Linked DNA regions of Homo sapiens: region 1 is linked to region 2. Evidence: read pairs that join two places in POLR2A ChIA-PET (ENCODE). Cell type or tissue: PC-9. All regions are shown on one strand. Links, peaks and the distances in the headings refer to the core of each region. The heading gives the core; the rest is flanking DNA.

The links. ChIA-PET counts read pairs that join two places held together with the same protein. Peaks named below come from ENCODE experiments on the same cell type or tissue, not always from the same donor. Only the 100,000 strongest peaks of a DNase experiment are listed, where the experiment ranks them.
Region 1: POLR2A ChIA-PET joins it to region 2 with 6 read pairs; 5 of 35 experiments call an interaction of 5 or more read pairs at or near these places.

What each region holds. Positions count from the first base shown.
Region 1 is chr3:142,954,334-142,961,798 of GRCh38, reverse strand. PAQR9 (progestin and adipoQ receptor family member 9) reads left to right here. Exons shown (of 1, transcript NM_198504.4): 1 at 1-7,214. Among named protein-coding and RNA genes, the nearest start is that of PAQR9, 5.6 kb to the left of the region's middle. RefSeq lists an enhancer at 2,292-3,491. In PC-9, for the core only: no CTCF peak of the experiment used is centred there; DNase peaks (open chromatin) are centred at 1,138 and 2,848.
Region 2 is chr3:142,583,896-142,592,783 of GRCh38, reverse strand. It overlaps the pseudogene RNA5SP143. Among named protein-coding and RNA genes, the nearest start is that of PLS1, 8.1 kb to the left of the region's middle. In PC-9, for the core only: a CTCF peak has its summit at 5,760 (motif pointing left); a DNase peak (open chromatin) is centred at 5,843.

The sequences.
Region 1 (7,465 bases), core at 263-5,262, 370 kb before region 2:
TTGGGAACTTCTGTTTCAGTCTGAGGAATGCTTGGATTTGTCAAAAGAATGGAGCTTTGTAGGAAACAGGCACAAAGACGCAAACCCAGGGCTTAACCTGCTAGAAAATGCATGGAATGTGAACACAAGTTAATTATTTCAAAATGTTTTTCAGATGTTATTTAAATAGTAATATATACATTGATTTTTCATAATTTATCAAAGCCTGTGGTACGCACTGAATTTTCTTTGTCACATAGTTTTGAATTTCACAGCCTTCTGCATTGCATACACTTGAACTGGACATCAGGGGAAGCTGCTTGAGAGTTCTCAATTACTTTCTTAAACAGTGTTTTCTGAAGGCGTGTGTCATGATACAACTGTGAATTCTACCTTAGGGACTCTGGTTAAACTATTGGTGAGGAGCTCGAGTGGTTTGTATAGACCCCAGATTTTTGTTTACTTTAATGTATTCCACAAAACCCATCCTGGTTTTTGTTAGTTTGTTTTGTTTTTAATCTTTTTTTTTCCTTCTCTACTTATTTAAATTGCCACTGGAATAAATGTGCCTTTTGAAGCAAAGTCCAAATGACTGGTCCTCAAACACAGTTTCTTACATGGGGAGAGTAGTAAGAATAAGCTTTTCTTACCTGACTGAAAATCAAGGTTTCATGGTCCATCCAGGAGGGCAGAAGATGGTGTTGGTTTCAAGTTTTTGGTGGGATTGGAGATAGCTTACAGGAGCGTGCAGAGCATTTGGGTTCCCAACAAGGACAAAGAGCCAACCCTCTAATGTAGATGTGTTTCTAATGCAGCCATGGGAGAAGTTCTAGACTGATGCCATCCATCCTTGCTTAAAATTAAAAACATAATATCCAAGAATAAACAAGGCAGTTTTATTATGAAAGGCAGGAGCACATTATTGAGTTGTCACTGAAAATTTTGAGTTAAATAAGATTACACTTGCCTAGTTAAACGCTGAAGTTTGATTTGGTTCCAGACTATGGAAATGATGGGCAGTCACCCTAAATCCTTGAAACATTCATGAGCATGTCCCTGAGATCCTTTCTAACAAACAGATTAGCCAATGTTATTTAGACATTTCTTACAAATGCTAACCTGTAATTGAGATGGCCACTCTAGATTAACACAAACCACTGAGATGACTTGTTTAAATACTTACCACACTTCCTGGTAGGTCATTTTGTTAGAAGCCAAATAAGTCATTGATTGGGAGTTTTTTTTGTTTTGTTTTGTTTGGAGACATGTGTGCCTTTACTGGCTCAGCAGGAGGAGTGGGTGGCCCTCATACCCAGCCAGCTGTACTTCACTGGCTTGTAGGTGATGGAGAGCTTGCCCAGGTAGTGGTGGCTTATCTTGGGCTTGATCTCCACTGCCTAGTTGAAGGTCTTGGGCAGGATGATCATGTCCCACAGGTGCATCTTGATTTTATGATATAACTTAGATCATGCATATGAGGTAGATGAACACTTACCTCAGCACTGGTAGGCTGGCACTTCTAAAACAATTGCTGGTTTTGTTTATGCTTTTAATCACTTCTCTGTAAACAGAGAAGCTCAGCACAATTCCCTGGAGGAACCGGTATCCTTGTGTGTGTTACTTTGCACATAGAAGTTAAATTTATATATGTCTATATTTAATTTAGAATCTCTTACTGAGATTGTAAATACACTTTGCACAGTTGTTGACGAGTGTCAGTGTCTCATCCTTTGTGAAGTGCAAGGAGATTCCTGTTAGGTTACAGAGGCTAATTTGTACTTACAACAGATGTTATTCCTCAGCTGTAACTTAATTCAATAGATGCATTCAAGGACAACTGTGGAAATCAGGATATTTCCACATGCAAATTTATTTGCATGTCATTGTTGTTTTTTCTAGAGCCCCAAAGAACATTGGTTTGGAAGCTAGAGAAACAGGGTGAAGCGTATTATGTAGTTTCTTTGTAAAATGGGACCTCAATTTCAGAAGGAACTTTCAGGAGGAAGACTTCTAGCAAGGATTAATGAGTTTGAGAACAATAACTAAAACACCAAATTTGTCATTTTAATTTTTTGTTGTTCTTCCAGGTCCACAGACAGAATTCTCTTCTTGTCCTTTGTCTTTGACCTTAAGGAGAGGCCACTTAAGGATAAAATTATACCCATATCATTTTTCAGGTGATTATGCTGCATGAGTACAGTGAGATGACACACTTTTTGCCACACAGGTTTCAGCACCCAGTATGTCCCAGAGAGAATGAGGATTCACTTTCCTCTTCCCTTTGCCTTTTCCTTCGTCCACTGTTCTTTCCTATTCCATCTTAGATTTTGTAGACCACATATAATAATGACAAGAGGACATTCTAGTTGAAAACTGGTTTGGCTTCACTTCATGTTTGCAAATAGGTACCATATACACTAGTCAAAGCCAGGGATGATTTGTTAAACTATACAGTTTATTTGCTGAATTTATTAAATTTCTTGATGTTTTAGAAGTGAATATTTACTTTGAATCTCCCCATTTGCACGGAACTATCCAGGTTTATTACACATTTCAAGGTAATGTGGCAATCAGAACAATATATATTTTAAAATATTTTTCACACTTTCCATTTTGCCACATTAAAATTCAGTTTTACTTTATTGTGTTCAGCTGTTTGAAATGTAGGACAAATTATAAATAAGAATTCAGTCCATTATCTATGTACAACCTATTTTGGCAGTAGAATTTTGAAGCATATTATGTAATATGTTTCATTTTTACTTGTTAGTCATGATCTGGATGACATCTCAAGGAGCGGCGCCATAGAGTCATGCCTGGAAAATGAAGGTGTTTGACTTCGGTGCCTGTCACCCCGTGGGTTGGTCTCTGGGGCTGACTCAGACTGACTTAGTTGGCTAATGGGGTTCCTTTCTTCCCTGCCGTTCTTGCAGCTCAGGTGAAGAGGATGACCTTCCCAGAGAGAGGAAATGAGTTCCTCGGTCATGTCATGACTGGCTTGTAAAAATAAATGTGAACTTTTCCACTAGCCATACACTTTCTATAAATAGCCCAGGGAGAAAGTATGGGGCTACAGAGCTGGACAGAGTGGCCTTCATATGTTTCCATTCATAAATCCAGCTTGTAAGTGCTTGCAGTCAAAAAACAATTTAGCCTAATTTATAGTGATACTTCATAGGAATCATTTCTAAGAATGCAAAATTTTGGGACAGAGGTGATTTATATCATTTTTTCCTGATTTGGTGCCAACTCTGAGGACTAACAGCAATAATAAACAGGAATTTTTATCTTTAAATCTCTTCATAACTTTAATTAGTTAATCTGCACAAAGCTATAATAGGAGACAGGTATGGTGGGAGTTATCTCCATTTCAAAGCTTTATAGTTGGTCCAAGGTGACAGGATTAAGTTTTCAAACTGGCATTAGAATGCGGAGACCATTGTCTGCTCAACTGTGTTTACTAGTTTGCATGGCTATGATGCCTGGCCAAGCACACAGACACTAATTGGAAAAAGAGATATAGATACAGTCCCTTAATTGACTAACTTTAAAATTGAGCAAAGTGAGATAGGGCTGTCTTTGAAATTAGATCAAAATATCTCAAACAAAATGTTATCAGCCACTTAAAATGGTTGTTACCATCTTGTTCTTCAACTGTTGAAGTTTACCACTGCTGACTTCACTCTGTCAGCAATCTTTGAGCTGTTCATTCATGCACTCATATCATACCTTTCATGATCTTTGAGCACCTACTGTGTGTAAGACATTGGGCAAGGACCCATCCGTATTATTACAGCCATTACCCTTTTGTCTTCTGGTGGAAGAGAGAAGCCCCAGAAAGTCTCTCTGGCCAGGAACCAAACTCTGACCTTGGCTGTAGGTAGAATGCCGTAAGTCCCTGAGTTTGGGTCTCTTTTTTTGCTAGCATAAGTGCAATCCATAGAATCTTATTTCTATTCACATGCTGACTTCCTCAGCAATCAATTTCTTTCTTTTTTCTTTTTCTGTGTGCTCCTAGGCCTATTGTTAAAAATAACTTGAAAATGTAATGTACAATCCAAGTGAGGGGATAGTCGGCATATGTACAGAATTGAAAAACTTATCACTAATATTATGAAAACACTAATAACGATAACTATTGGAAGATTGATAGTATTCATACTATTATGAAGAGTGGATCATCCAAAGTGCCTAAATTGAGATGTCTTTAAGTGTCTGAATTTTATAGTGTAATAAAACAAACAAACAAACCAATCACATACATAAGAAGGTAAATGGCTAGATCTCCAAAATTAACTGAGATTAACTAATGCTCTCTAGCCTTTTAGGATCTTTGTGTTGTAACTTATGAAACATGTCTTAGAAAACATTAATCTGGAGGAAATCATTAAAAAGTGTCAGAGGTAAAAAAGATAGGAAGAATGCATGGGAAGGGGAGAACAAAGAGGATTAGAGTCAAACAGTCAGAATGGGGCAGCAAGTTCAACTGTGCAGTCAGCCTGAGTTTTAAATTTTGTCCTTAGAAAAGCATGTGAACTCCCAGGGTGTTAGTGTTCGAGTAGACAGGCAAGGAATTCTGTTTGTCAGCTTAACCACATCTTGTAGCGTTTGACCTGAGCACGAGTGTCCAGGTATATTTTGAGTGGTACATTTATCTCCTGGCTTAAAGCCCTTACTTTGTTTCCATAAAATTAGGACAGAGGCAAAAAGGCATTACGGGATAGCACCAGCCAATTGTACATCACCTTTTGAATCATTTTCTTGAAGGATTGTCAATATTCTCTGACATATATCACCTGACAAAAAGCGAACAAGCCTAGACAAACTGAAAAAGGAAGCATTCAGTGGTTGGAGCTGAGCACTACTGTGTTCTTTTGTGAGAGGCCACACGTTTTCTTATTGAAGATTTGGCTTCTTCGGTATTGTGAATAATTATTTCTTAATTGTGAAAATGGATGTCAGTTCTTCTTAGTCACTCTTCCAAAAGCTAATATAAATTTCTGTTGTTGTCATTTAAAAAAGGATAACTGTATTGCATTTCTGGTTTGCAGATTTCTAACCAGTTTGTAGGCATTTTTGTTCTAGAGTGGCTCCTTAAGAATCTGTGAGCAAGTTGCAGAATTAGAGTGTTTATTTATAGGTCAGGGGCCAAGAATGCTCATTTAGCTGTTAATTGTGGCAGGATGTGACTTTTGAAAGCTCTGAACATATACCTATATGCAACAGTATGCACACTTATTTACTATTTAGCTCAGTGGAAAAACAGCCTGCTCTTTGAGCTTTTGAGAATGTTTCCCAATGTATTGTGCTTCTAAATGTAATGCACTTGCTTTAATGCTTTTGTTCTCAATCAATCTCTGGAAGCTATTCCAAACATGGCATTTCTCAAGGAAAATTTCTTGAATGTGCAAAATTATTCTCCAATGTGTAAAAGTGACAGGCCACCTTTCCCTCATGCCTTATACCTCCACCCAAAATACGCAATAAGCACTCAAGGCAGAATGGGGGGTCTTCAGGTGGTCATTTGGCCGTGCTGTAAAGATGGCCCTGCTTCTCCCAGTACACCATGATATTGAAGAAGGACACTGTGTAAATAAACTCTTGTTTCTAGATAAAGCATGGGGACACAATTTCATTTCTTCTTAGTTCCATCTCTAGTTGGAAAGCATAATCTGTTTTTAATATGCTGGATGCAAAAAATAAAATTCCTGGGAAAATTTTTTAAAAAAGTATTTTAATTTTATATTTGTAAAGTTTCTAATAGACATTTGTTTGTAAAAACAGGCCTTAGCACATAAGTGAGAACCAGAGCTTTTTGGAAAGACTCATCTTTATCCGGTGAGTTTAATCACCTTGAGCTCTTACTCAAATGATAAAGACCTAGTAGGTCTTTAAAAATGTAAATAATGTATAGTTTAAAGAAGGATACAAATCATTTTTTAAAAAAGAAGAAAACACATGAGATAGGTTTTAGGTGTGTCTCATGGCTAAATTTAAAAGTCTTTTTAAAAATTCTGGTTAGAAACTTTATTAAATTCCCTCTTCCAGCAAAACCTAGCACAGAAGGTCTACTTTTCAAACAGGCTAGTTTTCTTTTCTGGAGGCTATGAACAAAATTATTCTCGCCAATCAACTGAGTACCAAGGCAATAAAGAGGTGAGGCACCTTTCACTTTGATGAGTTTATAAGCATGGTGAATAACGTAGCCAATAAAATGTACAGCCCTGGAACTCTGTCCCTTGTTTCTTCAGAATAGAAAGAAGAATAAGCCCCATGCCATCACTATATGGACCAGAAAAAGGCTTTCTGTGTTTCAGGGCTGGGGGAGGATTCTGTGGCTGCTTTTTTTTTTTTTTTTTTTTTTTTTTTTTTTTTTTAATTTGTATAGACCATGTGGTCGCTCTGAACTCTCTTCATTTCAGCCATCTCCCAGGCCATTTTCACTACCCTTGAAACTTCACTTTCCACATATCCAGCTTGAAGAGAAAAGATTTCTAAAAGGATTCCATGTGTATTTAGGCCTTCTCCAACCATCTGCCTTATGAGGTTCACCCATTTCCAAACAAAGGTTTTAAATACGGTGACTGTTCTTGGATTTGCAAGAATGTACAACCAGCAGGTCCCCTTTTGCAGTAAAGGGCATTATACTTGAAGGGGCATACTCATTTTTTCCTCAGGTCAGAGGCAGAGGGAAGAGTTAACAGTGATCAAATAGAGACCTTCATGTGTCTGTTTTTTGTTTTTGTTTTTAAGTTCATTTAAGGGTGATGACGGAGAAAGAAGGGAGTAAAAATGATGCGCGCACAAAGAAATTTTTCCCATTGCTTGCCAGATTCATTCTTTTTAGGCTACCCTTACTCCAGTCCTTACCTACACCCTAAAGAACTGTATTTAGCTAGCAAGAGAGGCATTCTCAGGATACGTGAGCTTCCAGGCATGGACTAACATGTGGTTTCAAATCAATAGTGTATTCTAACAGAAAAGCGTTACTTAATCTTAATTCTCCATTATGTGATAAAATAATCTATAGAAATAGGTATCACTTTGGCCAGTTCTGTGCATGTAGCTGAAAAAAAAATGTGACACATTTCTGTTGTATGATTTGCTATGATTTTGGTTTCCTGAGACATTTGTTCCCTACAGTCTTGAATATGAAATTCTGTGTAAATAATATGACTATGCATTTTTGCTGAAAAACAAATGTATGAAATAAGAATAAATTATTTGTAAGCACAGTGTTTAGGATCGTACACATCTGTGCATGTCCAACAGTTATCTTTCAGCAACAGGGTATTCCTAAATTAACAGTAAAATATTCATAACACTAATAAACAAGATAAGAAAAAACATTACCCTTTTCATAAAATGCAGCAGGCAGAAGGCAAGAGTATAAGTTTATCCTGAAGCACCCTTAGTATATTACTTTTTTATCATATTAGATAAATTAAAAAGAAAATTCATGTGTTACTTTGAAGCCATATCTTGT
Region 2 (8,888 bases), core at 1,474-6,473:
TTTATATAAAGACAATCTTTGCTAATTTCACAGTTTCCAAGGATCCATCTGAATTATTAATTTATTTTTCCAGGCTCATTGATACTAAGAGGGCTACCAAAAAAGCAGAGCTCTAGTGATTACTGCCATCATCATCTTCATTATCATTGCTAATATTTATTCCATGTCTTCTATGTACTAGCTACTGTGCCAAGAAGTTCACATTGTTTATTTCATTTAATATTCATGAAGACAAAAGTGCAGATTCAATAATAATAGGTAACAAAGACAGCGAATGGCGGAACCAGGATTCCAACTCAAGAGTGAATGGCGGGCCGGGCGCGGTGGCTTATCCCAGCACTTTGGGAGGCCGAGACAGGTGGATCACTTGAGGTCAGGAGTTCAAGAACAGCCTGGCCAACATGGTGAAACCTCATCTCTACCAAAAAATACAAAAATTAGCTGGGTGTGGTGGCATGTGCCTGTAGTCCCAGCTACTTGAGAGACTGAGGCAGAAGAATTGCTTGATGCAGGGAGGCAGAGGTTGCAGTGAGCTGAGATCACGTCACTGCACTTCAGCCTGGGTGACGGAGTGAGACCTTGCCTCAAAAAAAAAAAAAAAAAAAAAGCTAATGGAAGAACCAGGATTCAACTCCAGTTTTCTACTATTTACAATACTGGTCCCTGTATTCTAAGGGAAAAATATTGGCATTCTGGATTATAACCGAGTCTCTGTGAATGTGGCTAATGTTAGTTCATTCCCCAGAGCCTGATGGTTTCTAACATGCTTATAACCACAACACCCCACTGCAACCCAGCCCTGATCAGCATCCCGAAATCAGCTACTATATAGGCACCAATTTTACAATCAATTTTAGAAAAGTAGGTGCATTCTGAATGATACCAGCAAGTGTGATGTGACCATATTTATTTCATTTGGCTGGTTTTTTTTTTCCAGAACAAAGAGAGTAGAGAAAAAAACATATGTGAGAAAGACTAAGATTCAATATTCAGTCTGTGGCCATACCACCCTGAACACTCTCGATCTCGTGTGATCTCGGAAGCCAAGCAGGGTCAGACCTGGTTAGTACTTGGATGGGAGATTCAGTATTCATTTCAACTCTGAATTTATGATAAATCATTTAGAAGAGAAAACAATAATATGAGAAATAAGTCCAAAAAAACAGGGCAAAACTTCTCTCTCTCTCATGCATACACACACACACACACACACACACACACACACACACAAAATTTAACACACACACCGTTTTGATCTAACACAGATAAGATCAAAATAGCCAACAAAGCACACACACCTAAACCCACCTACCACCTAAAATCTCATGAAATGATAAAGGGGATAATTTTATTTGTTTATTTTAATCATTATTTATTTTTGAGACACAGGGTCTCACTTTGTCACCCAGGCTGGAGTGCAGTGGCAGGAACATGGTTCACTGCCTCCACCTCTGGGGCCCAATTGATCTTCCTGCCTCAGCCTCCTGAGTAGCTGGAACTACAGGCATGCACCACCACACTCAGCTAATTTTTGTATTTTTTGTACAGACAGGGTTTCACCGTGTTGCCCTGTCTGGTCTGGAACTCCTGAGCTCCAGCGATCCGCCTGCCTCGGCCTCCCAAAGTGCTGGGATTACAGGCATGAGCCACAGGGCCCAGCCAGGAGATACTTTTAAAAAGTAAAGGCCGGGTACAGTGGCTCACACCTATAATCCCAGCGCTTTGGGAGACCGAGGCAGGCAGATCACCTGAGGTTGGGAGTTCAAGGCCAACCTGAGCAAAATGGAGAAACCCCATCTCTACTAAAAATACAAAATTAGCCTGGCGTGGTGGCGCATGCCTGTAATCCCAGCTACTCAGGAGGCTGAGGCAGGACAATTGCTTGAACCCAGGAGGCGGAGGTTGCATTGAGCCAAGATCGTGCCATTGCACTCCAGCCTGGGCAACAAAAGCGAAACTCCATCTCCAAAAAATAAAAATAAAAATAAGTAAAAGAAGGCTGGGTGTGGTAGTTCATGCCTGTAATCCCAGCACTTTGGGAGGCCAAGGCGGGTGGATCAACCTAAGCTCAGGAGTTCAAGAGCAGCCTGGTCAACATGGTGAAATCCTAGAAACAAAAAAAATTGCCATCGACAAACCAGAAATGTTGAGAAAAGACAGAATGCAGATAGATTAAATCTCAGAAAAACCAAATGGAAGGAAAATTCGGCTCAAATCATATGGAGGAATCTGCTAAAGGCAAAAATAGTAGTAGTTGGGGAGAGGGTGTACAAACTTACAGTTAACAGATCAAGAAGTAGGGAGGAGGGTACTGAGACATTGGTCAGGGGGAGTAATTAGAATAAGAGATTTAGAGTAGCTAGGCTGGTCAACCACTTTCTTCTCTCCAACTGGTTCTAAATTGTGGCCCAGAAAGCAATAGACCACCAGGAAGAACACCAGTCTTCCACACTTTAAAGATGAGCAACCACACACCCTTGTCTTATAAGTGCTGTTCCCTATACAAAATTGGCAGAGAACAGCTACCATAAATAAATAGGCAAAAGGAAGAGAGATTCTAAAATACAAAATTGAACAGATAGCTAACACATTATCATACATTTGAAAAAAGTTACCATGAAAGAGGCACCATTTTTACAATTATTATTAGACAAAACAAAGCTACAGAACAATCAGAAGAAGACATTTGAAATGTATAATATCTTCAGAGAAACATGAGAAGATGTCATATGTACAAAAACTTTGAGTATATATTTGGAAATTTAAAATTTTGATAACTGAGGCTGGGTGTGGTGGCTCACTCCTATAAATCCAGCACTTTGGGAGGCCGAGGCAGGCAGATCGCTTGAGTTTAGGAGCTTGAGACCAGCCTGGGCAACATGGCTAAACCCTCATCACCACAAAAATACAAAAATACAAAAATTAGCTAGGAAGTCAGGCACGGTGGCTAATGCCTATAATCCCAGCACTTTGGGAGGCTGAGGCAGCTGGATTGCTTGAGTCAGGCATTTGAGACCAGCCTGGCCAACATGGTGAAACCTGTCTCTACTAAAAATACAAAAATTAGCCAGTCATGGTGGTGAGTGCCTGTGATCCCAGCTACTCAGGAGGCTGAGGCAGGAGAATCACTTGAACCGGGAGGTGGAGATTGCAGTGAGCCGAGATCACGCCATTGCACTCCAGCTTGGGCAACAGAGCGAGACTCAATCTCAAAAAGAAAAAAATTACCTAGGCATGGTGACACACATCTGTAGTCCCAGCCAGCTACTTGGGAAGCTGAGGTGGGACGATCACTTGAGCCCAGGAGGTTGAGGCTACAGTGAGCCATAATTGCACCACTGCACTCCAGCCTGGGTGACAGAGACCCTGTTAGAAAAAAAAAAAAAAAAAAAAAAAATATATATATATATATATATATGAGATATATATGATATATGTTATATATATGATATGATAGCTGAAATTAAAAAATGAAATGAATGGTCTGGGTTTCAGAATAGACATAGATTAATAACTGGAAAATCAAGCTGGCCTATTATCCCAGAATGATGTCACCCCAATTAGCAGTGGCAGAAAAAAATGGCTTTAGGGCCTATAAGGGTGCCCTGAGGCAATTTTCTACATTCTCCACCCTCCCCCCATACCTTGCCCTTACTTATTTGGAAAAAAATAAGATCATATACCACATTAACTGAAACAGATGGCAAATTATGAAAGAGCTATGGGGTGTGGCAAAGGCTGCTGATTGTCCTCAAATATCTTTTCATTAAATATATCTATGATGTATTTATGAAAATAAGGGCATTTCAAAATACAGGAGAATGATTGACTAGTCAGTGACATAGTAACAGATACCATGCATGGATTGACCAACTGTCTTCTTGGATGCCTTCCTGGAAAGCCAAAACCAATATTTCCCACATTCACTTGTAGCTAGGATTCCAAAAATGATTTAGGTTTTACCAAGCCAAGTTAGACTGATTCAAATTTGTATTACATGAAGAGAGAGGAAAGGCATGAACCCCTTTGGGCAGATTCCTAATTCTGCAGCGTCCTGATCCTTTCAGAGTTAGCAGCTGCCTTGACAGGTAATTTGGGGAGTTCTTGAAGACTCATGATGAAGCCTGTTTCTCTCAAAGATTTTGTATATCATCTAGATCCCTTAAACTCTTTATTTTGAAAGTGGCAGAAGGGACTTCAATACCAACATATGAACTATCTGTCTGGGAAATGAGTTGTCTGATCTTGTTTCAAAAATGATCTGTAGATAAATGGGAAAACAAATACTAGCAAACTGAAGTACAAAAATGTTAGGGAAAAGTATAAAAGAACATTTTAAATCTTGTGGTTAGCCTTTCTAAGCAAGACTAAAATCCAGAAGACACAAAGGAAATGATGGGTAGATTTGATATAATAAAAATTAAAATTCCTACATAAGAGCCAAGTGACAGACTAAGATATAATATTCTCAGATATAAATCAGAAAAGGTTTAATTCATAATATGTTAAAATGTTTGTATAAATCAATAAAAAAGACACAACCAAATTAAAACTGATAAAATTCTAAACAGGTAATTTACTAAAAAAAGGTAATCCAAATGATTAATAGACATGAGTAGATGCTTGAACTTGCTGGTAAGTAGAGAAATGCATATACATACATGTAAGTGCCGTAACCTAATCAAATCAGAATCTCTGGGAGTCCCCAGATACTTTTTAAAAATCTTCTCATCCACATAAATTCAATGTGTAGCCAAAGTTAAGAACCACTACCCTAAAACAGTGCTAACTCAAAGTGTGGGCAGTGGACCAGCAGCAGTAGCATCTAGCAGCTTGTTAAAAATGCGAATTACTGAGTTTCCTTTCAGACCGATTGAATCAGAATTTCTCCAGGTGATTCTGATGCATGCTCAATTTTGAGAACTCTGAAACCTCTCTGCATTTTATTTACAGAGCTACTTGGAGGATAATAGCAGGTGAAAGTATTTTCAGAAAAGTAAAAATAGTAATCGCAAATACAAATAATCATACTATTCCGATATATTTTACATAATCTTAGGGTCATACTCAGGACCTAGCAATGAAAATGACAATAATTCATTACTGAAATAGAAATCTCTTGGAGACATAAAGAATTAGTCCATGTCCTTATTTCTGAATTGTCTCCAAATACAGTGGAGTGTTAGTTAGTTCTATAATACAGTCTTAGTAGATGTGAAACTGCCACAGGGATAGGAAGCCAAATGGCTTACTTTTAAGTTTCTTAAATATTTTGTTACTTTATGATGGCTTTTTTTTTGTAATGGGTTTTTGCAGTGTTTCCACTAAATGGGACAAGTGTATTGGTGCAGTTTGGCTATTCTGCACTATTAAATTTCAGAATATTGGCTTGTGGTTATGTTGTCTATTATTTGAGGCTTTACCCAAAGAAAACTAACAGACATGTGCCCCCTTTTACCCTTTATCTATGTCTGACAATATTCCATACATAGCCAAGCTATTAAAGAAGAGAAATGTCGTGGTCTTTGGGTTTTAAGAAGGTTGCTCTGACTGCTGTGTAGAACAACTCCAAACAACATCAGCATCATCTAGAAGCTTGTTAAAAATGCATATTATTGAATGTGTGTGTACCAAGAGGTGTCCACTGAAGTTCATTCGGATGTAGAAAGGAACTTGTAAAACTGTTGCATTATGTTGGAACTTGCATAGCTAACCAACCAGGAGTTTGGGCATCTGGCTGAGAACCAAGTCTATCTTAGTCTCAACTGGGTTGTAGTACCACCTGGTGGTCATTTTCCACTCTAGTTTAATCATGAATGGGGACAATTCTATACACATGGCTGACTGGAATTCCAGAACACTGACTGATGCCCCTTTGGCAACTTGATCTGTGACACTGGGCTTAGGAAATACCAGGGACACTGGGACCTATCCACACCAACCACTCTGCTTCCTGCCTCACCCTCTCCTCCAAACTCCTACTCCCCAAATGATAAAAAGAGGGCTGACAGGAATGCAGGAATCAATTAGTAGTTGTATTATGTTCAAATTTACATTATCATGAAATTCATGTACATTAGGATGTAGAACTATATATGGTTAATAAAAATGTGCACATATTAGGATACAAATTTTTAAAATTTCAAGAGTACTACTGAATAATAATTTTTAAAAAGTTGGATAACAAATGCTGGCAAGGATGTGGAGAAAAGGGAACCCTTGTACACTGTTGGTGAGAATGTCAATTAGTACAACCACTATGGAGAACAGTGTGGAGGTGCCTCAAAAAACTAAAACTAGAACTACCATATGATCCAGCAATCCCACTGCTAAGTATATACCCAAAAGAAAGGAAATTGGTTTATCAAAGAGATAACTGCACTCCCATGTTTATTGCAGCACTATTCACAATAACCAAGATTTAGAAGCAACCTAAGTGTTCATCAACAGATGAATGGATAAAGAAAATGTGATACATGTACACAACGGAGTAGTATTCAGCCATAAAAAAGAATGAGATCCTGTTATTTGCAACCACATGGATGAAACTGGAGGTCATTATGTTAAGTGAATTAAGCCAGGCACAGAAAGACAAACTTCACATGTTCTCACTTATTTGTGGGAGCTAAAAATAAAAACAATTGAACTCATGGAGATACAGAGTAAAATGATGGTTACCAGAGGCTGGGAAGGGTAGTGGGGGGGTGACGGGTGTGCGGTAGGGATGGTTAATGGGTACAAAATATAGTTAGATAGAATAAGTATTTGAGCCTGTAATCCTAGCACTTCAGGAGACTGAAGCAGGCCGATCACTTGAGCCCAGGAGTTCAACACCAGCCTAGGCAACATGGCAAAACCCCCGTCTCTACAAAAAACACCAAAATTAGCCAGCTGAGGTGGTGTGCACTTGTAGTCTCAGCTACTCAGGAGGCTGAGGTGGGAAAATCACTTCAGCCTGGAAGCCCAAGGCTGCAGTACACCAAGATCAGGCCACTGTAGTCCAGCCTGGACAACAGATGAGACCTTGTCTCAAAAAAGAAAAAAGATCTAGCATTTGATTGCAGAACAGGGTGACTACAGTCAAACATTTATTGTACATTTTTAAATGAATATAATTGGATTGTTTGTAACACAAAAGATAAATGCTTGAGGTGATGGATACCCCATTTACCCTGATGTGATTATTACACATTGTGTGCCTGTATCAAAATAGCTTATGTACCCCATAAAGTATATACACCTACTATATACCCACAAAAATTAAAAATTGGCCGGATATGGTGGCTCCTGCCTATAATCCCAGCACTTTGGGAGGCCAAGGCAGCAGATCACCTGAGGCCAGGAGCTCCAGACCAGCTTGGCCAACATGGCGAAGCCCATCTCTACTAAAAATACAAAAATTCACCGGGCGTGGTGGCACACACTGGGATTACAGTAGCTGTAATCCCAGCTACTCAGGAGGCTGAGGCAAGAGAATGGCTTGAATCCTGGAGACGGAGGTTGCAGTGAGCCGAGATCGTGCCACGGCACTCCAGCGAGTGAGACTCCATCACACACACACACACACACACACACACACACACACACAAAAAAGCTAGGAGATGGCCACGCGCAGTGGCTCACTCCTATTAAATCCCAGCATCCCAGCACTTTGGGAGGCCAAGGTGGGCAGGTCACTTGAGGTCAGGTGTTCAAGACCAGCCTGGCCAATATGGTAAAACCCCATCTCTCCTAAAAATACAAAAATCAGCTGGGCATAGTGGCATGCACCTGTCATCCCAGCTACTTGAGAAGCTGAGGTGGGAGGATGGCTTGAATCCTGGAGGCAGAGGTTGCAGCTGAGCCGAGATCACATGATTGCAATCCAGCCTGGGCGACAGAGTGAGACTCGTTTCAGGAAAAATAAAAGGTCTGGGAGACTCTCTCCCCCTCAAGTATGGAGAATGGGTTAGAGAAAAACAAGCCTAAAGGCAGATAGGCAAGCTAGAAGCCTGTTGAAGTAATTTAGGCAAGAGGTGATGATGGTCTAAAACTAGAATGGTGGTAAGGGAATTTGGGGGAAAGTGGATAGGTTTGATATTTAGGAGATAGAATCTAGTCCTTATGTTTTAAAGATATAAACTGAAGTATCTGCAGATAAATTGATATGAGGTCTAGACTTTTCTTTAATCCAACTGAGGAGAGAGAAAATGAGAAAGGTGGTTATAAATGAAACAAAGACTAACCATATGCTGATAATCATTGATTGGGTGATGGACATAAAGGAGTTCCTTATTGTGTCTACTTTTATATATATTTGAAAGTCCCCATAACAAAAAGTTAAACAAAATAAAGTGCCTGGGAAATGCTGAAGGGAAAATATTCAGTAGGGAGATAGACATAGGAAATATAAATCTTGGAGAGAGATAAGGGAAGAGCAATGAATTTTGGAGTGAACAGCAGACGGAAAGTTAATTGAAGCCTTGAGTGTGAATGAAATAATAAAAAAGAGAAAAGAAACTAAGTTAGAATCCTGAGGAATATCAACAGTAACGGGAATGGCAAAGAAGTGTTGTTAACAAGTAAGCGTCATGGAGTCCAAAGAAAGCTTTCCAAGAAAGCAGCAGTGGTCTACATTAGGGGTCTCCAACCCCTGGGCCACAGTACTGGCCAGTGGCCTGTTAGGAACCGGGCCACACAGCAGGAGGTGAGTGGAGGGCAAGCAAGTGAAGCTTCATCTCTTTTCACAGCAGCTTCCCATCACTGGCATTACCGCCTGAGCTCCGCCTCCTGTCAGATCAGCAGGGCATTAAATTCTCATAGGAGTGCAAACCCTATTGTGAACTGCACATGTGACAGATGTAGGTTGCATGCTCTTTATGAGAATCTAATGCCTGATGATCTCTCAT